Linked DNA regions of Homo sapiens: region 1 is linked to region 2. A link is an interaction called in ENCODE POLR2A ChIA-PET data of the cell type or tissue named here. Cell type or tissue: PC-3. All regions are shown on one strand. Links, peaks and the distances in the headings refer to the core of each region. The heading gives the core; the rest is flanking DNA.

The links. ChIA-PET counts read pairs that join two places held together with the same protein. Peaks named below come from ENCODE experiments on the same cell type or tissue, not always from the same donor. Only the 100,000 strongest peaks of a DNase experiment are listed, where the experiment ranks them.
Region 1: POLR2A ChIA-PET joins it to region 2 with 27 read pairs; 2 of 35 experiments call an interaction of 5 or more read pairs at or near these places.

The regions. Positions count from the first base shown.
Region 1 is chr9:15,915,215-15,923,214 of GRCh38, reverse strand. CCDC171 (coiled-coil domain containing 171) reads right to left here. Exons shown (of 26, transcript NM_173550.4): 25 at 2,793-2,945. Among named protein-coding and RNA genes, the nearest start is that of LINC03041, 360 kb to the left of the region's middle. In PC-3, for the core only: no CTCF peak of the experiment used is centred there; no DNase peak of the experiment used is centred there.
Region 2 is chr9:16,036,045-16,045,484 of GRCh38, reverse strand. It overlaps a transcript of CCDC171 not described here. Among named protein-coding and RNA genes, the nearest start is that of LINC03041, 240 kb to the left of the region's middle. RefSeq lists a silencer at 8,975-9,230. In PC-3, for the core only: no CTCF peak of the experiment used is centred there; a DNase peak (open chromatin) is centred at 4,884; H3K27ac peaks cover 2,509 bases.

The DNA of each region.
Region 1 (8,000 bases), core at 1-8,000, 120 kb after region 2:
TGATAAACATAGGAGCGCAGATATCACAACTCTGAAACTACTAGAAGAAAGCATGGGGTAACTCCATGCCATTGTTCTTGGCAATGATTTTTTGGGATATGATCTTAAAAATTATATGCAATACAACCAAAAACAGACAAATGCGATTAAATCAAACTAAAAAGCTCTGCACAGCAAAGGAAACAATCAACACAGTGAAGAGACAACCTACAGGATGGGAGAAAATATTTGCAAGCTATACATGTGACAGGGATTAATATCCAAAATAAGTAAGGACCTCTAACAATAGCAAGAAAACAAATAACCTGATTTTTAAAATGGGCAAAAGACCTAAATAGACATTTCTCAAAAGAAGACATACAAATGGACTTGTGTATGAAAAAATGCTCAATATCACTAATCTTCGGGGAAATGCAAATGAAAACCACAATGAGATATCACCTCACTCCTGTTACAATGGCTGTTAACAAAAAACAAAAGATAAGTGTTGGTGAAGACGTGGAGAAAAAGGAATCTTTGCACACGCTGGTTGTAGGAATGTAAATTAGTACAGTCATGGAAAACAGTATGAAGATTCCTCAAAAAATTAAAACTAGAACTATCATGTGATCCAGCAATCCCACAACTGGGTATATATCCAAAGGAAATGAAATCAGTAGGTCAAAGAGATATGCGCACTCCTCTATTTTTTAAATTGTGCTAGTCAGATCTTCTGTTATTTACACCTGATAGTATTCCTAATGGATATACCTCCAAAGCCCATGCTCTTACCCACCAAACAATATTGCCTCTCATCTACGAAATACAAAGACAAAGGTTTGTTTTTCTATTTCCTTTAGAGAGTTCTTAAAAAGTTCAAGTTAGTAAATGCATATACAAATATCTTTTAAAAATAAAAACCATCACACAAGTTTATTATTTTTAAAACAGTGATTCTCAACTAAGGGAAAAGACAGGAGAGCACACATCCTGTCAAGACATGGAATTGGGCAGCATTCTCCTAAAAGGATACATCAGAATCACCTGGGGGAATGTTTCGCATTCTATAGATGAAGAATCACTACAGGGTGAACCATCTCTTCTAAATGAAATGATGAATGTATCCTGTAGATATGTTCAAAGGGGAAAAAGTGTTGAAAAGTAGAGTTTTGGTATGATTGTGAAGTATATTAAACACACTTTCATTAAGATATCAGTAGCGTAACAATTGGTAAAAATTTTTGGAACCCACGGAGAAACAATCTCACCTTACCAAGTTTGGTCTTCTTAAAATACAAGTAATTGTTTTCATATTAAATAACAGTAAAAAGTAGTAATAGTATGACCCAACAAAGCTGATACAACTTAAACAGTATAATGTAAAATTAACCAATCAAATCAGAGATAGCAAGAAGAAATATGAAAAAGGCTAGAATAAATTCCAAATACTCCAAAATTTTAAAAAGTTTCCTCTTCATTTTAATTTCTCTTGGTGGAGGTCAAATTTACTAATCTCTCATTAAGAAATTAACAAAGTCATTTTAAAAACTGAACTCACAACTCTGGTCCCAAATAACTGTCTTTTTACATTTATTGGATAGATTACTCGTACTTTTCACTCAATAAATATTTATTGAGCACCTACTATAAGCCAGACTGCTCTTAGAACTGGAAAGTCTTAACAGCAATGAAGCAAACACTGAAAACTGCCTTTCTTTATGGAACCTACATTCTACTGAGGAAGGAGCAAACAAACAATAAGCAAATAAATAAAATGCACCATATGTCAGTTTGACGATAACTGCTAGAGGGGAAAAAAATAAGAAAGGTGGAAGGTAGACAGGAAATATGGGGCAAAAGAGAGACAGTTTTTCAGGGGGCAGGGAGAGTTGATGGTTGTGATTTTGAATACCCTGGTTACAAAGGATTTATTTGGACGCTGGCACTTGAGCCAAGACTAGAAGGTGAGGAATCAGACCACAGCCATGCATCTATTTGTTTTAATGCTAACTCTTTTTCTGTTGAATGTAGCATTTGAAGCGGGTCAACAGCGGAATAGCAAAATGATACTGTTTTTCTTTATAAGTCACTGTAATCAAACCAAAAAAAATTAAAAAGACATTCCAATTATTGGTAACCTTCTGAATCTACTGTTGACATATCAGCCTTTTGAGGGAAAGTTTAAATGTTTACTTATTCCTTTATGTCACAATACATTCATTTTTTAAAACTCCCCAAAAATATATTTCAAGTAGAGAAATTTTTTTTTTTTTAGTGTTAAGTGAGCCCAAACTTCATCATGGGCTGAAATTTTAAGACATGAAAATAGCTGCTGAAACTGAATTTTAATCATATAGATGAATCACAACATGCATCTTTAGCTAGGCATGTATTATGGATAAGTCTAGATTTCTACAGAGAATAATCACATGTTCTAATTACCATTTTGGTTATACGCATAATTAATAATATTCTGTCTTAATGGGACACACTGAATCTTCAGACAGTTGCAAGCTTTAACTATGCATACTGCCAAATTCAACTGTCAGCTGCACTGCCAAACACAAAGGAATCTTGATGTAGTGTTTTAGCATTGATAACAATATGCATATCTTTATACATAATACAATGAAAAAATTAATTGCTTTTCTTCTTTCAAATTTTTCTCCACACAAATAATTTTATGTCACTTGATTGATCATTTACCCTAAATTATATATATTGGCAAATGATCTTATGAACATTAAAAACATAAATGTAAATGTAACCCAAGATTCAAAAAGTTATAAAAATATTGTTAGACAAGGACTTACTGATTGTAAACTTGCATTTTCACGTAAACAAGCTGTGTGAAGTTCTGATTTCAAGGCTGCAATGTGACTTCGATGAGATGTCATTTCCTTCTCTAATGTCATGATTCTAGTGCTTGCAAGCTGGTAGACATCCATGAAACTTTTAATCATAGCCTTAAGAAATAAAAATAATGTCACATATAATTCAAATAAATATGTCCCCAAAGGAGAATTTCCATAATTTGAAAGCAAAACCATTAAAATTTTAAAATAAACAACTTTTCATCTTTCTTTAAAATAATAAAGCTAAACCTAACATTTTATATTGAGAACAGTGACTATTTTAAGAAAGTTTGTGAGAAAATAATTGAGACTTCATTCCAGAGTATTTATTTAAATAAGATGTACTTTGATCTATTGTGCTTAAAATTTAGAATGCGGTTTTAAAAGATGGCACAGTTATTTTCTGTAGTAAAGTTAAATTCAAGTTGTAATTTGACCTAAATTTCCATCTTAAGAGAGGTGCAATCTTAATGGGTATACAAACAAGGTATTTCAAAATAAGCTGAGTTAGTAAAATTTTTAAACCACCTAAAAAACAAATGTTTTGAAACAAAAGGAGCTAAAATAATCTTGTGATTTTTAAGAGTAAATGTGATTCTTATTTTGTAAGAAAAGTATAATTATGTTGATTCATGTAACACAGAAATGCCCTTACATTGGACTATACATAATAAAACAATTAACATAAGCAAGTTCTGGTAACCTATTATCTCCTCTAAACAGTACCATATTTAGGGAATTATTGTATCACAGTTTAATCATATTTTATAGAATTTTTCTTCTAAAGCAATTTGTAATAAATTTTAAGTCCAGGATACTATTATGCCTTTTTAAAGGAGACTTTCAAAATAACTCAAATATAGCAAAATAAATCCCATATTTCAAAGACATTTTCAAAAATAATACTATATTGTTTACAAGAAAAATGTTCCTACAACAGCCACAACTTAGTATAAAGGTAGACAGTCTGAGAATTTGCAAATTACATTCTATCTTAAGGTTGTAAATTAGGAAAGCTTTGAGAAATTATGTATTTGAGCAGTTGTGAATGCATGTGAAAAATAATTTAGTGAACAAAGACAGAGTAAGAAACAATATAGTAAATGTATGCAAAACAGAGGTAAGTTAGTTACTTGCAGGTAAGAGTAAGAAAATTCAGACCTTTTGGCCTAATAAATTCTTATTTGCCCTCAAAAAACCAGCTCAGATCTTTTTCAAGAATCCTCTTGTGAGCCCAAAAAAGGCAGTGTTAACTTCTATCCTGGTTTTCTGTGGATCCTTCATGCCTGCTTCTACTGTTGCATATTATTGCTTTAGTAGAAATTTATTAGTTTACATGTTTATCTTCTTTACTAGACTGAGAAGCTACTTAAGGCAAGATACTCTGCCTATACATATTTGGAGCTTCAGGGATAGTGAGTACTTGTTTGAATGACTGCTTGAATTAATGACTGCTTTGAAGAATGAATGGATGAAAAATTAGAAAAGATAAAAACCATAAGTTGAAACCATATATTGTTATAAAATGCCTTCTACGAAAGGGTGATGATGTTTGGGAAAGTATAATCTTAACACCTAATCTAATGAATAAATTATTAATAATACTCTGTTCAAGTTGAAAAAAAGCAGAAGCATAACTATAGGCTAGGCATAAAAGGGTGAAGTACACAAATGTTAATTTATTAACCAACACTACATAAGCATTATATGACTTCTTACCTGGGAATATCTGACATATCCTAACCTATCTTCCTTTGAATCATTTCAAGGCAAGTTTATAGCTAATACTAATACAAACTATATCTCTGCATCTCAAAAGTATGTGAAAATCAGAAACTTGAATTACATCTGTTTTTTCCTATGTCAAGTCTCTCTCAATTCTTATAAATTCATGTATCTTCTCCATTGAGATAGTAGACCAGAAATCACAAGTCCTGGTTTTTTTTTTTTTTCTGAGTCTTACTTTGATTCAACTCTATGTTGTTGGGAAATGCCACATAATCCCTCTGAGCCTCCATCTCCTCCCTCTATAAAATGGGAAAAAGAGTCGTTTTCTTGTCTACTTCCAAAACTGTTGTAAGGCTCAGAAAATTAAAATAGCTAATGTTTACTAGGGATTTACTGAAGTGCAGGGACCATGTAGCATATTACATGCTTAATTTCATTTATCTTTACAGTAACCATATGGAGTAGATACTTTTTTTAATCTAGTTTTTCAGAGCAAAACACAGGAGCTTGGAGGGATTAAATAACTAGTCCAAGTTTACAATTAGTTGTACAATGGTCAGGATACAAATCCAAGTATTTCTCAAGCAAACTCACTCTCTTAACCCTTCACCTATGTTGCATTTAATATAAGAAAGCACTCTAAAAATGGTAAACTATTGAATTTCATTGTAGTATTATTACTATTGTTCTATTTTTAAATTCTCCACTAAAATCTAAATGAGACAATCTGAAATATGTGGTTCTTAGATATATACTTTTATTGTCTAAGGACCTAAAATGTATAAAAGGCTGAAACATGCATAAATGCTTATTGAATGGTAAGAAAGTTCCCTTCCATCAGTAATAGGCTCCTGGATTATTATTTCACTGTAAGTCACAAGAGAATTGACCTTTAATATTTTAGGATTAAAAGTTCCACATTTTAAAAGTTATCCCATTTTCTAACCTTGGAGAAACACATTTTATGAATTTCATCTTTATGACATTCTAAAAGGAATAAATAATATAAATGATATTCCTTCAAATCTCCCTTTAAAAATAAATTTTTTGAGAAGTAATGTCAGAAATTTTATATAGTGGATAACTCTTCCTTGATCTACTTTTAATAACTAAATTCTAATATTCAGCGAAATATTAATATAAACCACATACTACTTCTTTATAACACTAAAAAGAATATAATAATCCAATTTTTCTTAGGATTTCAAATCTTAAACATTCCAACTCTCTTAAAGTAGTATTTTGAGAGACAAAATAAAATTTGTATAATAGTGCATATGATACTTTTTCAGAGCAGCAAGGTACAATGATCAATACAGAAAGCAGGTTTCATGTTACTAATATGTATAAAATATACTATGCTCTTCTAAACAAAAGTCTCCTTCAAAACTGGAAGGTATGAGGAGTATCACTGAAATGGCAATTATTCAAAGAAGCCACATATCCTTTGAAGAATAAAGAATGTTAACTTCCAGTATTAATAAGTGATTCAAACTATACAGTAAAGCATACCAATGAAAAATTCAACTCCTTAATACAAAAGAAAGGTGTCAAGTTGGCAGAAGAAATGGAAATGACAGTCTGACTGTCTAACCCTCTACGACATATCCTGTTCCCTTATTAAAAGATCACATTATTTTACATTAGGAAACAATGACAAAACAGCATGATATTATATACAGCAAGTCCAGGATTTGAGAACTTATCCTGTTGTCATCCTTGGCCCCAGGGGCTTATTTTGACTATACCATGCAGTGAGATCTGTATCTCAGTGAGACTCGGTTAGTATATGAAGAACAAAAGACAGTTTCTGAACAAGAATAGCCTTTGTTTAAGGGATAATCTATAGTGTTTATAATTGACAGTAATAAGACGAGGGAATTCAAACATAAAATTCCACATCTATCCATTTTTTAAAAGTGTACGTGCATTAGAATATAAAAAGTTATAAGATACAAACAGTTGCATGTCACTTGAAGACTAGAAGACCATTTATATAATTTGTTATGTACATATTATTAAGTAGTTTAGACTGACTTCAAATTTGAACATCAGGAACAATGGGATAGTTGGGGGACTGATATTAAGAGAAGAAGAAAATAGTGAAAAATATCATAAAGCCTACATGCCAAAATATCAAATATTTTATCTACATTTTTGAGTAATTGGAAAGCAAAAAACTCTATCACTTCGACTTTAATTCATATAATTATATACATACTTCATTTCTATATCTTACGTAAATATATTGTGTAAAACACATATGCCAAATATACTAAATATGTGAAATGTAATACATTCTCACAAAATCAGGATAAAAATTCATACCTTATAACATTTTATAGAAATTAAATGAGTATTAATACATGAAATGAGCTTAAACTACCTGGCATATAATAAAGGCTCAGGTAAATGTTACCTGTAATAATGATATCAAATAGGAAAATTACTATTTAAGCTCATAAAAGAAAGATTCAATATTTCTGAGAGGTGTAAATTATTAGACATAATGTGAATATTTTAAATATAAAATATTTAAATATTTATTTCTCTTTGATAATAAAAGTTACTATTTATTATGTCATTCCTAAGGAAGAAGATCTCACAATGATAACATGGTTATGCTCAACAAAATACTAGCAAATAGAATCCAACAGCACATCAAAAAGATAATACACTATAACCAGGTGAGATTTACTGCAGGAATGCAAGGATGGTTCAATATATGTAAATCAACAAACATGATATATCACATAAACAGAATTAAGGACAAAAACCATAAGATCATCTCAATAGATGCAGAGAAGGCATTTGGTAAAATTCAGTATACCATCATGATAAAAATCCTCAAAGAACTAGGCAGAGAAGGGAGAGGCCTCAACATAGTAAAGGGCCTATATGACAAACCAACAGCCAACATTATACTTAATGAAGAAAAGTTGAAAGCATTCTAAGAACTGGAACAAGAAAAGGACGTCCACTTTTTGCCACTTTTATTCCACACAGTACTGAAGTCCTTGACAAAGCAATCAGGCAAGAGGAAAAAAATAACAGGTATCATAATTGGCAAACAGGAAGTCAAATTATCCCTGCTCGCTGATGATATATTCTTCTATCCAGAAAATCCTAAAGAACCCACCAAAAAACACTTAGATTTGATAAATTCAGTAAAGTTTCAGGATGCAAAATTAATGTACACAAATCAGCAGCATTTCCATACACCCATAATAATCTATCTGAGGACAAAATCAAGAAAGCTATCCAATTCCCAATAGCTATAAAAAAAAACACTAGGAATATATTTAACCAAAGACGGAAAGATCTATAAGTAGAACTACAAAACACTGATGAAAGAAATTGTAGATAACACAAACAATTGGAAAAATATCCAATGATCATGAATTGGAAGGATTAATATCGTTAAAATGACCATATTGC
Region 2 (9,440 bases), core at 825-8,824:
ATAAGCCGTGAAGGAAGGAGTGCTACCAGCACCTAGCAGGTAGAGGTCAGGGCTGCTGTAAGCCTCCTGTAATTCACAAGACAGCCCCCATAACAAGGAATCATCAGCTCAAAATGTCAACAGTGCTGAGGTTGACAAGCCTCCTGGGCTGTGTTAAGATCCAGTTGTCCACAGTGGCCACCACCTTGACGAGGTTCCCTTTGGTGGCCTCCTTCCCTTCCCTGTCTCATTTCTCCACTCCTCTCCTAGGATCTCCTGGGATTCCTCCCCATTGCGCCACTGCACTCAAATCATTGTCTCAGGGTGTGCTTCTGGGGACCCCCAAACAAGAATTGCATTGGGCTATTTCTGGTCTGAGTAAGGTGGAATTTATTCCTATACCCACTAGAAGAAGCACTCTCCACCACAAGGAAAAAATATGCTTTTTACATATTTACAAAGCAAAGGTACAAGTCCCAATGAATATAAGACAAGCAGTAACCTCTTAAGACACACTATAGGTAACGCTAAAAAGAGCAGAGACCAGATTGGGCAGAATCAATCTCAGCATGTGTCCTTGAGAAGAGTTTGAAGCCAAGCTCAAAGCAAGGAGTGGGGCAAATTGGCAACAAGAAGGAGAAAGGGCTTTTGGAGAAGATTCAGCCCAGATTCCAACCCCAGGCTGCAATACCCTGGGCTTCTTTCCCTTCCAAGGCAGAGTTCATGGGGCATCATGGGAATTGTAAAAACAATTCTGGAGCATTGCAGGGAGTGCATGAGGCCCAGAGCGTCCTCCTCCCTGTGCACTTCCTCTTTGTGGGAGGGAACAAAATGGCTGCAAATGTCTCCAATGTGAAGGGAAATTTTTGCCTGTGTCACGGCCAGGGGATTACATCTGCCTACAGTTACAGGATGTATCACTTGCAGAGAATTCCTTCCACAACATACTCAAAGAACCAAAAAAAAAAAAAAATTATTAAATAGCTGGCTATATTTGATCTATATTTTTCATTCTTTTTTTTTCTCCTGTGGTTTTTCACCAAAGTCCACTTTGACAAGCCATTAAAAGAAAACCCTATGTATATGAGCAATGGATGTAAAAAGAAAAAAAACCTAGTATATCAAACAACCCAACGTATACAATTTGGAAGAAGTAACCGGATCCTCTCCTCTGACAGGCTGTAAACTGGGCTAGGGAGGGACATTGTTTTTCTTTTGGTCATTCTGCCAAGTTAAAAAGGAAGTTGGAGATTAGAACAAAATATTTAAATCAAAAATGAATCCTTCAATGAAAGTTGCTTGATCCCCTTCACTACCACCCCCAGCCTCCCTTCCCCCTTATTGGAAGCATATTTCTCTTTGAAAAGAAGTAGTGTATTGTTGCTGAATAGAAGGGGGACAGCCCATTGGGGAGACACATCGATCTCATCATTTTAAAAGTGAGAGATAAATGACCGAAGGCCTCTTCCCAATCAAATGCTGTTTCTGCACATTCTCAGAATGAATGGCACTGTTTTCCCTGGTGACTGCTGAGCTCTCTCTCCTTGGCTAGGTTTGCCTATGCTAACCATGCATTCCAGACCCTGGAACAAGGGTAACTGCAACTCAAATGGACGTATCTGTGATGCCAGGGCACTGAATTTTTCTTTGAAACCCAAACAAGATCTTGACTCATCCTAAGGGCCCTGTAGTAAGATTCAGTACTTTGATTTTTTGAAATCTCTCTCAAATTTACTATGAGATGGACAGATAGCTTAGGTTCCACAAGCACTATTGTAGGAAAAGGTCCAAGAAAGTAGTAAGGAACAAAGCCACATCTGATATCTACAGATCTCCTCCAGCACTGGGACTTACTAGTCTCTCCTCAAAAGGATTCCCTTTGGTCTTTGAAGTGGCACAGGTAAATGTGGCCCTTTTGGTGCTGAGCCCACTTCATGCAGGTGTAAAAGAACCATGGAAAACAAATATTGTGGTGGGGCTTTTGGACACATTTTTATTTCTGAGAATGGTTTTACGAAATCTGCTTCATAACTGGCCTGGTTCTACATGTTTCAGTACTCATCCCCAAGATTCTGTTTTCTTACAAAACTAATTTATCTATAACTTTTCAACACCCCAAATAAATGTTGGTAATGTAGCTCCCTAATACAAATGATAGTCATAATAAATTAACAACAGTCATCCAAGATATAAGAACAAGGATACACTAATGGCATTAACACACAAAAATATATAATAAAAATTTTACTCTCCAGAGGCAAGAAAGAGTTGTATTACACAATGGATTTTACAATAAACATTTGCAAATAATATATACTATGATAGTGAACAATTATATAGAACCCATATATATCTGCTTTTTTTCCCCAACCTCTCTGGCTTCAGCATCCTTGGACCTTGCATATTTCAATGCTGACTTGGGCTCATCACACTTTCCTGGCTTAACACTCATCTGATACCTGGGCAAGCCACCTGGAAGCCTGGCACTCCCCACTGCAAGCACTAAATATTTTAGAAGGAGATTTTAAAGCAGGAAAATAGCATCATCTCAAATGATCCTTGATAGGCCTACAAAGGGCACCTACCAGTGGCCGCCTTGTCCTTGGTGCACTTGCTCACCTACAGCGTGTCCCCAGCAGAAGGAAGCATTCAGTTTATCTGGTGTGCGTGTACATGTGTGTTTATTTTCCCTCATCTTCTTTAATGAACTATTAGAAATGAAAACAAAAAAAAGAGTTATTTTCCAAGAGACTTTTCCTTAGAGTCTCTCTTTTGTTCCTGGACATAAACTCCATCACCACCCTCACCCCTAGAGAAACTGCAGGTCCCCATATCATTGCTAGCTTGACAGTTCTTGATGGCACTCATTCAAAAAATCTGTATTGAACTCAAATGTGCCCCAGAGACTGAGCTAGATGCTTTGTCCAGTCTTCTCATTTAATCCTCTTAACACTTTGTCCTCAGGGGTTATAATTCACTTTATTTAGCACAGGAAGAAGCTGAGGCTCAGAAAAATCAAGTGATTTCCTCGAGGTCCCTGGGGAGCAAAACGCCTTCAATCATTGAGTCTTTCCTGAAGCTGGTCCTACCCAGAAGCCCTCCCTGCCACCTGGCCTCAAGAGGCTGCCTATTAGGTTGATGGGGCCCTCTTCTCTCAGGCCAGAATCCTCATGATCCTCTTCATAAGGGCTTTCTCTTTCATGCCTCATTCCCAGTTGTCTTATTATCATCTCACACCTGCCTGGCTGCAAAAGGCTCTCTGGTCTAATTTGGTTGCCTCCTTGACTATATGTCTGCGCTCTAATCCACTGGAGCCCGCCCACTGCCAGCTTACTATTCCAGAGAGGCTGCCTGGATACCACTAGCTTCGCAAGAGTCTTGCTCCACGACGAACTAGCTGACTGAGTCTGGGAAAGTCATTAAAACTCCCTGGCAGTTTCTTTGCAGTTATAATATGCACAATAATTTCAGCTTTATCTCTGAAAGAAAACTAAAATGAAGATTGAATGAGACTCAGAAAGCGGGCTTTGGGGAACATCATTCCCATACCAGATTTTATCTCCAAAATGCCCCCAAAATGCACATTTTCATCTAAACTTGCTCAGAATATGGTGTTTCTGGATCTGAATCCAATGCCAAATTTTTTCTCCAAAATTTCCTCCTGTGCCCACAAAGAATGAAGGTTGGTCATTCAACTTTTCCCTGCAAAACCTGAGTTCATAATTTGTGTTCCAGAAGGTGTGGCCAAGAACTATATTCAATATTAAACTCTGTATTTCTCATTTACGAAATCACCAATAAGGAAATTTCGATAAGCCCTCTTATTTTCAATATCCAAACATCATATTTAATTAATCCAATCCTAGTTTTCTGGGTTAAGTGATATTCACTAAGGTAGGCTAAAAGAAAAAATAATAACATTTCAGAAATATAAATTATTGGAAATCCTGAACCTCAGACACCTGGTTCAGATCAAAATAAGTACTAAAAAATCTTCATTGCCCTCCCTTTACCATGAAACAAAAACCCCAGCTTCTTCGCCTGACTTCTACAGAACATTCCCAGCCTCAGTCTATCTTTCCCACCTAAACTTCCTTTTCTCCTGCATGAGCCATTTGCTCTAGACACCAGATTATTTGCTGTCTTCTAAAAGCTCCTTCATTTTATTTCCTCTGCATTTTCTCTCAGGCCTTTTCCCTGCTCCCAAATGCCTCCCTGCTCCCACTGACCTAGTTGGCCAAATCCGACTAGCTGAAACCTCCACTTCTTCCATGAAATCTGTCCTGAACACACCAATCTGAACAGATTTCTCCTTCCTCTGAGCCCCTGTGGCAAAGGAAGCCCATGTGCTTACTCACCTAGTGCTGCCTTCTGCTACTTTGCCCAGTGTCATCTTGAACTTTCATTAAACATCTTTCCTTGTCATATTTTAATGTTGGGCACCCAATTCTGTCTTTATACCCTAGAGTTAGCTACACACACAGTAGCTGCTCATTAAGAACTTGATGCTTAGATTTGACCCACACGCTTGCAAACACCTCTCCTCAAAAGAAATATTTCTTATGTATAAAGCAAGGGAACTGTAGAAATTCACCCCATCAAATATTTTTGGCTGAAAAAAAAAGAGAGAGTATCTTTGCAGAGTCTCAACAGAAACTATGCATGTGAATGTGTGTTTGGGGTACAGAAGTAGAGAGAAGCTTGTTAATTTTAAAGCCACATAGCATGTTTGGCTAAGACTGTTACTCCATTTGTGTATTTCAACCACGTAAAATACACCCTGGGATTCTGGACTGAGAGAAATAGCCATATAAGGAGAAAACAAGGCATTCCCTATAGCTGCTCTTGTAAAACACTCTATGATTTAACCCTCTGCTCGGACAGATCCAAGCTCCTGCACTTTACAACTGCAAACAATCAAATTCCTGGGAGGAGCTCAGCGTGTGACCTGCACCACTGGGCACAAACAATCACAAACAAAACCTGACAGGTCACCTATGGGGCAGCATGACCAAAGCTTCGCAGCCGCCTGCCTTTCTCTCTGCGGTGGGCCGTCCCAGCTGGAGCAGGCACTGAGATGAGCTCCAGCCCAGAGACAACTCTGAGGGCTCATTAATCCCTTTCCTTCAAGAACTCAGGAATCTGAGGTCTGCCTCCACCTTCTAGATGACAGTCCATCAATCTGCAGAATCCCTTCACTGGGGAGGTGTGGGAGGGAGAAGTGGGGGGATCAAGATAAGGAAAGAGGGGCTCCAGGAACAGAGGCAGGACTGGGCAAAGCGTTGGCCAGCCTCCAACACGATGCCTGTGGCTCTCTGGTGGAGTATGCGTCTGGCTAGGGGCCTCTGTGCTATGCAGAGGAGGGACTGTGGAGTGAGGGGGTAACAGGGCACCCAGCTGGCCCTCACCTTCCCTCCCTTCATCTTGATTGCCATTAACAACAACTCTGTGAGGTGCAGTTTTCTAGATGATGAAACTGAGATTCTGAAAGGTTCCAGTGTCCCTCACATGTAATGAGTAGGCGATGATTAGAAATAAGCTTGTATGCTGTGGCAGACACTGCTCATTTTCTTCTGTTATCCGGTCCAATCTCCTTCCTTCTGGCAATAGAATGAACACAACTCCACCTCCACCCCCCACCCCATTACACACACACACAGAAGCAAGGAAGATGGCTGCCTGGCTGGAGATGGTATTTCCCAGACACCCACGTAGCTCAAGGGGGGCCATGTGACTGAGTGATGATTTCCAAGAAGAGGGACATGAGTAGGAGTAATGTGTGCAAATTCTGGGTCACATCTTTTTAAAGTAGCTGCTTGCCTTTCCCATGGGCTGGGACGCAGATGTAAGAATGAGGAAGAGGACAACCTTAGGGGCTACTGGAGTAGCACAGCAGAAGGAGGCTAGACGAGTTTATGGAACAGCGCCACCTACCTTCCTGGGGCTACCGACCTGCAGGGAAATTAGACTGTTCCGTGAGGAGAAATAATCAGCCTCCTCTGAGCCACTGTATTCTTCCATGTCTTTGTGACAGCCATTTAGCCTACATTCTAACTAACGCATGTGACTTTCTGCAGCCTCAGCTGTGTGTAAAGAATCTTGAGGCCACAATAGCTTGCACTAACTTAAAACGCAGAAGGAAAAAAATCGTAGCCAAGTTACATAACAGCAGTACTCACATGCCAAAATCACCCCCTCCCTGAGTCAAGGCTGGAATAGGGGCCTCAGCCACATGAGGGAGTCCTGCACAGGTGACAGCAAAGGTCAGAGAATCCTGCTCTCTCCTCCCCATAGGAGTTTACTACGGAAAATTTGCCTAAGAAGGACCCTGAACCTCATTGAGCTGGAACCAGAAGCACTATTTGGACAACTCTCATTATCATTCCCAAAATGACTTGTTGAAAAGTCTTCCTCACTAATTTTTAAAGTCAGCTTTACTTCCCTGAGACAGATGTGTTAAAACATCTACTATGATTATAATTTCACAGTTCCTCTTGGGACTTCAAGTTTTGAGACTATCATATTATATATATACTAAAAGTGTTACATTTTGTATAACAACCTTTATCAGTAATCATAAATTTCGCCCTTTAGTCTGGCATAAGTGTAACTATATTCAGCTTTTTTTTTTTTTTTTTTGGCCTGATAGGTCTTTTTCTATTTTTTTTTCTGTTTTTGTTCTTTTCTTTGCCCTCATATTTTCTCTTATAAAACCACATAGATTTTAATTTTTTCATCCAAGTTAACAATCTCTGTGTTTTAACAGATACATTTAGTTCATTAACATTTTTTAGGGTTTATTTCTGCCATCTTAGTTTGAGCTTTGTGTTTACTTTGCTATATATGATCTTTGCTTTCTTTTTTCCAAACTTTTAGTGGGATTGATTCTGATTTCTTTATTTCCTCTTTTCCTGTTCTACTGATTTGGTAATTATCAGTCTTATTTGTATTTCTGTATATACATACAGATGTTTTAGATGTTACCCTTACATTTTTAACACACATACTTGACTTTGAAAAGTACAAAATGTCATTTCTACTTACCTATCAATCTTCAGAGCTCCAAACATCTCCCACCCATTTTATCTATTATTGTTGTCAAATATATTATTTTCACTTTTATACCCTTAAAATCTGTCAAGATTATTAACTTCTACAGACAATGCTTGTTTAAATTTAACTTCCCCTCTTAGAGCTCATCCCTTCCTTTCTAGTTCAATTTTCTTCTACTTGAAATAAATCCCTTAGCAACTACTTTACATTTTTGGTGACCAAAACCAAACAAAACTTTAATTTTATATGTGTTGTTGAGTAATAGTTTAGCTGGCTATATAATTGCAAACCGATAGTGATTTTTCCTAGTGCTTTGGGTATGTCATCTTCTTGACTTTTAATATCTGTTGTTGCTGTCAAGAAATCTGCTGCCTAATTATATTTCCTACAAAAAAAATCTTCATTGCTTTAAGAACTTTTTGGCATCAGTATTTTGCAATTTCATTATAGTGGACTTGAAGTTTGAATTCACACTTACTTATTCAGCTCATGACTTACTGTACTTCCTGAATCTTATGATATTTATCTTTTAGACATTGTAAAAAAATTCTCAGTCTTTTTTCTCTCTGAATATTTCTTCTCCTTCATTTTCTATTTCTACTTCTAAACGCTTATTCTCATTCTTTCCTCCATATCTTTAGTTACTCCCTCACATGTTTACGTTTTTGTGATGCATTCTGAATTGGAATTAAATCTCTTCCAGTTTACTACTTTTTTCTTTAACCATATCTAATCTGTTAAAATTGATGACAATATTTATTACTTTTAGAAGTTTCATTTGTTTCTTTTTAAAATCTCTATTTTATTTTTTCATGGTACCTTATATATTGTCATAATTTATTATGTTTTCAATTCCTAATTTTATGCTTTGAATCATTTTTAAACCTACTTATAGTCTTTATGTAATACATTTATTATCTGAAGTGCCTGGGGATCTGATCTCGCTCTGTATTCTATCCACTGGTTCTCTCTCATGGGAAACCATTTCCTAATATTCTTCATAATTTTGGAAGCTGAGATCATCTTCAGTGGAGCTTTCTCTATTCAGGGGATCTTGTGTGGTCTGGGTTGAGGACGTGACCTCACAACCAGGAGAGTTTTGTGCCTGGTTCATGATTGCATGGCATCATGGCCTAGAATCACATTTATTCATCCATGTATTTATTTTTAGACATGTGATAATTGTACATATTTATTGGGTACAGAGTGGCATTTTCATATATGTGTACAATATGTAATGATCAATTCAGGGTAAATAGAATATTCATCACCTCAAACACATCATTTCTCTGTGTTGAGAACATTCAAAATCCTCTCTTCTAGCTATTTGAAAAATATACAATAAATTATTAACTATGGTTATCCTACAATGCTATAGAACATTAGAACTTATTCTTCTATCTAGCTGTAATTTTGTATCCGTAACCATCATTTCCTCTTCATACCCCTTCCTAGCATTCTACTCTTTACTTCTATGAGCACAACTTTTTCAGCTCCCACAAATGAAAACATGCAGTATTTGTCTTTCTGTGCCTGACTTATCTCACTTAACATCATGTCCCCCAGGCTCATTCATGTTGCTGTGAATGACAGGATTTCATTCTTTTTTATGGCTGAATAGTATAGAATCACATGTTTATGTCAATATCTCATCTCAGATATTCCTAGACCACATCTATAGTGTAAATTCAAACCTCAAACCCAAGTAAGGCATTGGATTCTTGGTTCAGAATTCTTGATTGACAACTGAGAGAATTTTTGGTGCTAGTTAAGATAGGTAAATTTGTTTTTTGCTTGTTTGTTTGTTTTGAGACGGAGTCTCGCTCTGTGGCCCAGGCTGGAGTGCAGTGGCGCGATCTCCACTCACTGAAAGCTCCACCTCCCGGGTTCACGCCATTCTCCTGCCTCAGCCTCCTGAGTAGCTGGGACTACAGGCACCTGCCACCACGCCCAGCTAATTTTTTGTATTTTTAGGAGAGACGGGGTTTCACCATGTTAGCTAGGATGGTCTTGATCTCCTGACCTCGAGATCCGCCTGCCTTGGCCTCCCAAATTGCCGGGATTACAGGCGTGAGCCACCGTGCCCGGCCAAGAAATTTCTTTTTTGTCTCTCTGTGCTGATGGCTTTTTGGGCTGTTCTTGGGCCATCATGGAAACCACAAAATGTAGGTCTCAGCATTCACAAATACTTGCCTTTCCAATTCACGTTCCCAAGACAACTAATGTAGTTTCTGTGTCTTTCTCACCTTGGGCCAGGAATCCATGTCCAATGCAGCCAGCTATAGGCAAAGACAAGGTCTCATAGTACTTAGGGAACTTCCTGTTGGTCTGTGGAGAAAGAACTTTTCTGGCAAGAGGGCCTAGAGGAAGGGAAGAAGTGATCATTAGAGGAAACAATTAGTATCCCT